Regions from separate parts of the Homo sapiens genome. Here region 2 is linked to region 1. The links are chromatin contacts, found by Hi-C or POLR2A ChIA-PET in ENCODE. All regions are on one chromosome and are shown on one strand. Each heading gives the region's core, a stretch centred on a gene start or an enhancer-like site at or near the end of the contact. The rest is flanking DNA. Distances are from core to core; before and after follow the strand shown. Region 1 holds the start of PCED1B-AS1 (PCED1B antisense RNA 1). Region 2 holds the start of RAPGEF3 (Rap guanine nucleotide exchange factor 3).

Region 1 (4,479 bases), core at 472-2,971:
AGCTCCAAAAATAAGTCAACAGCTCTGCACTGCCTACCTTAGAGTTAATTGTGGAAATCAAATGAAATGCTGTGTAAACTCTACAGATGTTCGCTGCTATTGTTATTCTGAGCCACCTTAGCATATCTGGAAAGTGGGCTTAGTGGTTAAGGGAGATTTCCAGTTAAATGAAGCATTTAACTTATTATTTAGCAACATTAATTATTTAGTGGCATTATTTAGCATACCCTCCAAAAAGTATTTACATGTTTTACCAGTTTATCTCTTTATTCTTCTTAAGAACTCTAAGAAGGGCGCGGTAGCTCATGCCTGTAATCCCAACACTTTGGGAGGCCAAGACGGTCGGATCACCTGAGGTCTGGAGTTCAAGATCAGCCTGGCCAACATGGTGAAACCCTGTCTCTAGTAAAAATATAAAAATTAGCTGGGAGTGGTGTCGCGTGCCTGTAATCCCAGCTACTTGGGAGGCTGAGGCACAAGAATTGCTTGAACTTGGGAGGCGGAGGTTGCGGTGAGCAGAGATAGCACCACTGCACTCCAGCCTGAGCAGCAGAGTGAGACTCCATCACAAAAAAACAAAAACAAAAACAACCTAAGAAATTATTTTCTTTCTTTCTTTCCTTTTCTTTTCTCTCTTTCTCTTTCTTCTTTCTTTCTTTCTTTCTTTCTTTCTTTCTTTCTTTCTTTCTTTCTCTTTCTTTCTTTTTCTTTCTTTCTTTCTTTCTTTTTTTTTCTTCTTTCTCTGTCTCTCTCTCTCTCTCTGTTTCTTTCTTGTCTCACTCTGTTGCCCAAGTTGGAATTCAGTGGCGAAATCATGGCTCACTGCAGCAACTCTGCAGGCTCAATCAATCCTCCCACTTCAGCCTCCCTAGTAGCTGGGACTACAGGCCTGTGCCACCATGCCTGGCTAATTTTTATAGTTTTTTTTAGAGACAGGGTTTCATCATGTTGTCCAGGCTGGTCTTGAACTTAGACTCAAATAATCCACCTGCCTCAGCCTTCCAAAGTGCTTGGATTACGGGTGTGGGCCACCGCACCTGGACTACATATTCTAATTTTCTCCATTTTATACTTTTAAAAATTAAGGCTAAAAGATTGAGTAATCTGCCCAAGGTCATCCATTTTATAAGAAGTAGTGCTGGAAGTAAAACCTGATGCCAAGCCTTTGTGGTCAACCACAACATACAAGATTGCAGACAACAGATGCCTCACGTCCCTTCTCCAGTTCACAACTAAATTGGCTGTTTTCTTTCACTGTCCATTTTAATAAATTTACAAGTTTATCAATCACTAATATTTTTGTTATTGCCAAGCACCAGTTGTCTCTTTAGTGTTACATGGGGTGGGCTGAAGGAGGCTAGGGTGCTGATTCCTGTCTACAGTAAGTGCCCAAAAAATGATGGTCTCAAGAAAGGCTGGTCAGAAATGCCAACTTAAAGTTTCAGATAAAATGGAAAAACTGAAAAGTACTTACTCATTAAAGTAACTGGTGATTTTTAAGCATCTCTCTCAGTTGATTCTAGATCTCGTCCCTAGATAGCTTTCTTCCTCTCCTGTAGATCATTGTGACCAGACGGGAGATCTCAGAGCTTGGGCTATAGGGGAAATAGGTTAGCCTCTGGGTGCTGCTGTGCTTGCAAGCCAGCGTCTGGGGAGAAGATGACATTTCCGGTGGCATCTGGGGCAAACGACACAAGTCAGCATTTAGTTTCTTGCTTTAGGAAGCGGAAGACTAATGACCGAAGCTTCAAGACTTTGACATGTGTGAAAACATGAAATGGTAAGTCAATACAAAGACAGCATCTTCCTGGAATTTGGTTTTGAGCTTGTTTTCATTTCACCTTTCTCAGTAATCTGGGTGTAGCTTATTTTGACTCTTCCTTTGATTAAACAATTCAGACCCTTGGCTCTTATTGTTCTTGCTGGTGTGGTATGTTCACGGCTGAAAAGATGGTCAGAAGGGGAAAGGAGGAAGTGAGAAGAAAGAAACAGGGAAATGGTAAGAAGAACTCTACTTTTCTAAATAATATTTAATAGTAGTAATCTTGTGTTTCTGTGCAAGGTGTTACAGTTTACAAACCGCTTTTATTTTTATTTATTTATTTTTTTTGAGACGGAGTTTTGGTCTTGTTGCCCAGGCTGGAGTGCAGTGGCATGGTCTCGGCTCATTGCAACCTCTGCCTCCCAGGTTCAAGCGATTCTCCTGCTTCAGGCTCCGAGTAGCTGTGACTACATGCACCCACCACCACACCCGGCTGATTTTGTATTTTTAGTAGAGATGGTGTTTCACCATGTTGGCCAGTCTGGTCTCGAACTCCTTACCTCAGGTGATCCACCCGCCTTGGCCTCCCAAAGTGCTGGGATTATAGGGGTGAGCCACCATGGCAGGCCACAAACCGCTTTTAAATCCTTTCACTTCATCTCTCCACTGACGTCTTGATGGAAAAATGGCTCAGTCCACACTACAGGAAACCACAGGCCTGAGCCCCAGCCTCAGCTAGATCCAGTATGTGGCAGAGCAAGATAAGAACTTTCTGCTTCCTCCCTTAGTGTTCCACTTGAAACCAGCAGGTAACTCAAGGGGACAGCGTGCTTAAAAGGGAGATGGTTCGTCTGGCGCTGTGGCTCATGCCTGTAATCCCAGCACTTTGGGAGGCCGAGGCGGGTGGATCACCTGAGGTCAGGAGTTCGAGACCAGCCTGGCCAACATGGTGCAACTCCGTCTCTACTGAAAATACAAAAATTAGCTGGGCGTGGTGGTGGGCCCCTGTAATCCCAGCTACTCGGGGGGCTGAGGCAGGAGAATCGCTTGAACCCAGGAGGCGGAGGTTGCAGTGAGCCAAAATCGTCCCATTGCACTCCAGTCAGGGTGACAAGAGCAAGACTCCATCTTTAAAAAAAAAAAAAGGGTGGGGGAGATGGTCTTCTGATTGATTAGATAAGTGTAGGCATTTGTTTTCTTTTGTCTGGAATAATATGATTTCGGGGAGAGGAATATCACTTTCCCTACAAATACCAAGATGAAAAAGAAAAGGAAATAATGAATCAGAAAAAAAAGAGAGAGAGAAAATGCATGACTACAGAAGGTCCCAGTGCATGACTACAGAAGATCAGAATATACCACCCCCAGGTTCCCGTAATCCCAGGTCCTTGGGAGGCTGAGGCAGGAGAATCGCTTCAACCCAGGAGGCGTAGGTTGCAGCAAGCCGAGATTGCGCCACTGCACCTCAGCCTGGGCAACAGCGAGACTCCATCTCAAAAATAAAAAATATGCCACCCCAAAATATAGTTATTTGGCATATTTCGAGCTGATTATTCTGAGCAACTGCAGACACAAGAGTATCTCTGAAAAGCTGTCCTTTTGTAAAATAAATTTATATTTATAAAAGAAATCTACATTAGTCAAAGTATCTGTATCAGGAAGAGTCCTGCTCTCAGACAACTTTTATTACCTGGGGGATTCCAGTGTGTGTGCATATAATTAAAAATGTTTTTTCCTTTTCTTTTCTTTTTTTTTGAATTGAGATTTGGTCTCAATATGTTGCCCAGGCTGGTCTTGAACTCGTGGGCTCAAGTGATCCTCCCACCTCAGCTTCCCAAAGTGCTGGGATCACAGGCATGAGCCACCGAGCCTGGCCAAAAATGTTTTTTTCTCCTGTTAATCTGTTTTATGTCAATTTAATTTGTATCCCAGCCAAAGAACCTAGAAGTAGGGAGGAAGCCATTTTCCCTCCCTTACAGCACAAAATAACTAACCAACAAGAGTAAGAGGTTTCACAACAGTCCTGAATTACATGCTCTGAAGACTTAGCTTTTTTTAATAGTATGCTATTTATGTAAACTGGATTATAATGTGACATAATTGTCTTTCCTTGAAAAATATCATTTTACTTTACATCACTGTCTATTCAGTGTGTGGCTTAAAATTAATTCCATACCTTATGCATTGTTTTCATCCTCTATGGCCATCAATAAAGTTATCTTGCAGTTCCCCATGAGTTTTAGTACAGTCATTACCGGGAAATTTAATAGAATCAAGGCAGAACCCAACTGATAGCTTTAGTATTTTATAATCCAGAGTAGTCTATTACATAACTTTGAAAAATCTGCCATTATTTAGTTCTAGCAATTCTATAAATGAATTGCAAATCTTTCTAGTTCTGTAGATTTCAGCTAGTCTGTGCACTGTGAGAATAAAAGGACAATCTCTGTAATCATCCCAAGACCAGAGAACAGAAGAGCTGTAATAATGCAAATGATAATCACACTTATACTCTTTAAACTTAAAATAAAGTTGAGATCAACAGATTTTCAACTGATTTTCTTGCTTTCAAGAACTTATTATGCTCTATGTAGACAGCTACTATTGCTATTCTGGCCCTATCTCATGTTTCAAAGCTCAGTGAGCCATCTTTTATTTTTTACCCACCAAACTTGGCTTTTTCTTAAACAGTAATGACAACTTATGCACATATAATG
Region 2 (4,714 bases), core at 1,389-3,888, 540 kb before region 1:
TGGCAGGCTGGGGGCCTTGCCTGTTAGAGGTAGGACAAGCTAGAAATGGGACACATAAAAGATCTACTCCCTATGATCTCCCCAGGCTAGGAGCCAATAGGTAATCACCCCAGGTCCTCTTCTCAATCTCCCCAGAGAGGGGGAATGAAAAAGAAATGGAAAAAAGAAAGGCAAGAGTAGTGTTGAAGGGGAACATAGGTGGGGGAGTGGGTTGGGACAGTTTCATTTTCACCGATTTGAGTGATCCTTGGCTCCCTGAGGCTCCCCCACACCTCAACACAAACATATTCGATTTCCCCCCTGCCTTTTTTTTTTTTTTTTGAGATGGAGTTTCGCTCTGTCGCCCAGGCTGGAGTTCAGTGGCATGATCTTGACTCACTGCAACCTTCGCCTCCCGGGTTGAAAGAATTCTCCTGCCTCAGCCTCCTGAGTAGCTGGGATTCCAGGCGCACGCCACCACGCCTGGCTAATTTTTGTATTTTTAGTAGAGACAGGGTTTCACCATGTTGGTCAGGCTAGTCTTGAACTCCTGACCTCATGATTCACCCCCACCTCAGCCTCCCAAGGTGTTGGGATTACAGGCGTGAGCCATCGCACCCGGCCTCAATTTTCCTTTTTTGAGTAGACTCTCCTAGGCAGTCTAGTCTACATTAGAAGAATAGAATACATACAGAGTATACGCAGTATACCATGGTGAGTACGTGGAGACAGACAACCTGGATTCATGCCCCAGCTCCACCATTTACTAGCTGTGTGACTTTGGCAATTTCCTTAATATCCCTGAGCCTCAGTTTCCCCATCTGTGACGTGAGGATAACAGAAGTACATACCTCACAGGATCGTGGCAGGGATTAAACACATGGAAAGCACTTGAAAGAGTGCCCGCACATGATTAGATTTTGTAGCTCTGCTGAAATGTATACAAGTGTCCTGCCTCACTCCCCAGCATCTTCCACCTGCCCAGAGTAAGGGCAGCAAGAATAGGAAATAGGGGACCCCTTTGTGACCCAACTGCCAGTCTCAGGAAGCCTTCCTGCAAGAACTTCTAGGCCAGGGCACTGGCCCCAGCAACCCGAAACTCATGACTCCATCCCCCTAACTCTTCCCCATGCATACCTGTGACTCCCAACTTGTCATCCTTTCCTGTCAGTTTCCAGGTTGCTCTTCCTTCTTCCAAATTACCAGAACTCCGTTGAATGGATTTGGGTCTGAGGTCAGATTCATTCTCAGGCTTTCCTCCTTCCCCGGAGAGGCATTTAAAACTCCACCAGCGTTTCTTAATGTGTGGACACAGCAGATGACCTGGGGTGTTTGTTCCAAATACAGATTTTCCATTTCATGCCAATAGGATTGAATATGAATTGCTGGGGACGGAGCCTGCATTTTAGTAAGCTTCTGGGAAACATTTTTTATACATGTATACATTAAAAATGGGATTTTAATCACAATTAAAATTTCTCTCCCCACTTTCAAGAAAATAATAATTGGTGGAGGATGGGGGCTTGGCATCCCAAAATTGGGAGTATAGGCTTCTTAGAGCTACCTCTTCCCAGTCTTCTCCTCACTTTCAAGAAAATAATCATGGTGGAGGATGCGGGCTTGGCATCCCAAAATTGGGGTATAGGCTTTTTAGAGATACTTCTTCCCAGTCTGGGCTGGCTCAACAGCAAAGGGAAAAGGGAAGAGAAGGGGCAAAAAGTCCTAAAAAGCTGGGGGTGGGGCGTTCACCTCCTTCCAAACCCTCATTATCGTCCTGAATTACGGGTCGCTGTCCCCGGCCACTGTCTCTCCACCCTCTCAGGAGTGGGGCGAAGAGGCCCGCGCTGGGCCATTTGCACAGTGGTGGAAACTGAGGCCCAGGGAGGCGTGGAGCCTCGGTAGCAAGCCTGCCTAGCAGGGCGCTGGAATGCCCGGTCTCCGCCTCAACCTACCCGGCCACCAGGGAGCGCGCGGTAGGGGGCGTGGTACTCGAACACCTTCTGCTCCCCTGGAAGCTCTGCCACAACCCCAATCTCCTCTTAGGGCCCCTACCCGTTCTGGAGAGCAGTCCTTCCTCTCCAGCCTCAGTTTCCTCAACTGCTCCCGGTGTGTGTGTGCTGGGGCAGGGGGCAGTGGGGCGTGGGTCTGGGAACGGAACTGTGGGAGGCAAGGCAGCGGGATTCCCCGCGGGAAAGCCGCCTATTCCCTCCCCCGGGCGGCTGGAGACCCTGAACCGAAACAGGAGGCAGACACCCCCAGCCGGGAAGCGGCCCCAGCCCGGATTTCCCTCCCGGGTGAGGCCGCAGTGACTCACCCCCTCCCCGCTCTCCCCGGTTTCCTTGTTTGCATTTCTCCTCCCGGCCACGTGGCGGCCAGTGCAGCCACTCACCGCCGGATCCCTGACACCCCGGCCGTTGCGGCCTCCTCCACACACTTCGGGGCCGCTCCTGCCCCCTGGGGATACTCTGGGCTCAGGCGGATGTCCACTCTGGTACCCCCGGGTGCGGACTCCAAAGCCTGCCAGTGCCGGCCCCCTTCCCCTACGCATTCCTCTACCGTAAGGCAGGGCGCCTCCACCCCGCCCCCTCCGCCAGTCCTGGGGAGGGGAAGGGGGCGGGCAGCGCAGGGGGTGTGACAGCTCCCGCCCGGACCGGTGCCAGCGCAGCCTTGCTTCAGCGCCCGGTGCCAGCTGGCTCCTTCGTCTGAGACGAAGGCGCAGGCTCGGGGCTCCCTGTCGCCGGTGGCTGGGTGGCGTCCCCCCACCACGCCCCCACCCCTCTACTCACCCAAGAGGAGCCTCTCCACCGAGCCCTGCATCCTGCTGCCCTGGCAGCCAGTCCAGCTAGGCACTGGCCCAGTTCACTGTACCTGGACTTACCCACTGGCACCCTCCGGATCCCCTTATCAAAGCTGATGGGGGTCGCTGGGGACCCCCCAGCCTTTTGCTAGAGCCTGCACGGCTGTGCGAGCTTGAAAAGAAACATGAAGGTGGGTAAGGTGGGGTCAGGGTTGAGGAGGAGCAGGAGAGGGCGGGAGAGGAAGCTGACACGGTGGGGAGTTTGGGTGGGAGAGGGAGGGTTAGTCAGGGCTGAGGAGGAGAGGAGAAGGGTTTAAGCCGAAGCTGCATTTCTGGGAGACCTAGTGAATCTATAGCTTCATACTGGGAGGTAGTGGAGATCCCTGCAGGGGCATGGGCAGTGAGATGGGACAGAATTCCAAAGAGGACTAAGAAGGGCCTGATCTTTTCCAAGAGCCAGCTGGAGACCCCTAAGTGCGCCAGACCGGCAGGCCCCAGTGAAGGTCTTCCTGTTCCTCCCCCCAGCTCCTGGCAGGGTTGCAGCACCTCCGCCTGACCAGTCCAGAGGACTCTAAGGAAGTAGTTCTGCCTGGGGCAGTTGTACTGTGGCCCAGCCGCCCCAGTCGTGTCCCATGGCTGTCCACTTTCCTCCCCGTGTCACAGGTGGGCTGGCCAGGTGAGAGCTGCTGGCAGGTGGGCCTGGCTGTGGAGGATAGCCCAGCTCTGGGAGCACCGCGGGTGGGAGCCCTCCCTGACGTGGTGCCGGAGGGGACACTACTCAACATGGTGTTGAGAAGGATGCACCGGCCCCGAAGCTGCTCCTACCAGCTGCTGCTGGAGCACCAGCGTCCGAGCTGCATCCAGGGGCTGCGCTGGGTGAGTACCTTTCACCTGCCCAGGTGCCAGGGCCAGTACCAGAGCTAGAGGGGGGCCTAGATCATGGCTTGGCATGCTGCTGGTGGCCCAGCTTGCTCTGGGGGTGTACAGTGGTACAGCTGCCGTGGACACTGGGTCAGGAAGCTTGTCTGCAGTGTGCGTGGGTGGCTCACACAGCTGCAACGTGTGTGTGTCTGTGTGTGTGTTCTGCCCAAATGTCTCTGTTTGGGCATGGGGGGAAGGGGAAAGGGATTTGTTGTTTATCTGTCACCTCAGTGAGCCGGCATTGAGTTAGGTACTTGTGTGTTCTTTCCAGGTGGAGGTGGGAGGTATGGGGGCCGGGTCAATGGGTTGGAGTGAGGTAAGCTTGGTTACAGTTCTGGGTGCATCACCGTGGCAACATTCTCCTTTAGTGAGTTACTGAACTGTGCTAATTCTGCGTTTTGGTCTTAGGGTGAGGTGATCATGTGGACACTGCTTGGTACCTGCCTTTGGGGGGCTCAGGGAAGGATTCTGAGACATTTGGAGAATCTGAGATCACCAAAGTGCCCTTTGCTAGTGAGAAACATCTCTGGACCTGAAAGAATGAAGGAGAGAGCAGGGAGGGGAAAGAATGGTGGGATTTGGGAGGCAAGATAATGGCTGTACTATCCAAATCAGCAGAGAAGCTATCCCCAACCATCCAGACTAAATAGAGTAGCTTAGCTTGAGATTCAGTTATGTCTCCACTGCGTGTGTCCACCCAGGTTTCGCTATGTTGCCTAGGTAGGTCTTGAACTCCTAGGCCCAAGCAATCCACCTGCCTTGGCCTCCCAAAGTGCTGGTATTACAGGCGTGACCCACTGCGCTTGGCCGGGAGAGTTCATTTCTTTTTTCTTTTCTTTCTTTTTTTTTTTTTTAACCAGAGTCTTCCTCTGTCACCAGGCTGGAGTGCAGTGAAGCAATCTTGGCTCACTACAGCCTCTGCCTCCCAGGTTCAAGTGATTCTCCTGCCTCAGCTTCCTGAGTAGCTGGGGCTACAGGTGTGCGCCACCACGCCCAGCTAATTTTTGTATTTTTAGT

Evidence for each region. A loop is a pair of places that touch in the nucleus more often than their neighbours do. ChIA-PET counts read pairs that join two places held with the same protein, here RNA polymerase II (POLR2A). Pooled maps may share reads with other maps.
Region 2: a loop to region 1 is called in a map with no recorded cell type, with 4 times the contacts of the local background. The contact joins the promoter of RAPGEF3 here to the promoter of PCED1B-AS1 in region 1. A Hi-C loop is called at or near these places in 4 of 37 single-sample maps with no recorded cell type and 2 of 50 pooled maps. POLR2A ChIA-PET finds 5 or more read pairs at or near these places in 1 of 52 experiments (Caco-2).

Annotation. Positions count from the first base shown.
Region 1 is chr12:47,213,685-47,218,163 of GRCh38, reverse strand. PCED1B-AS1 (PCED1B antisense RNA 1) reads left to right here and starts at 1,721. Exons shown (of 3, transcript NR_026544.1): 1 at 1,721-1,780; 2 at 1,900-1,999. PCED1B (PC-esterase domain containing 1B) reads right to left here. Exons shown (of 4, transcript NM_138371.3): 3 at 1,475-1,942.
Region 2 is chr12:47,756,804-47,761,517 of GRCh38, reverse strand. It overlaps RAPGEF3 (Rap guanine nucleotide exchange factor 3), which reads left to right and starts at 2,638. Exons shown (of 28, transcript NM_001098531.4): 1 at 2,638-2,967; 2 at 3,440-3,652. The coding sequence starts at 2,962. It also overlaps a transcript of SLC48A1 not described here. RefSeq lists enhancers at 2,090-2,758, 2,759-3,427 and a silencer at 2,469-2,818.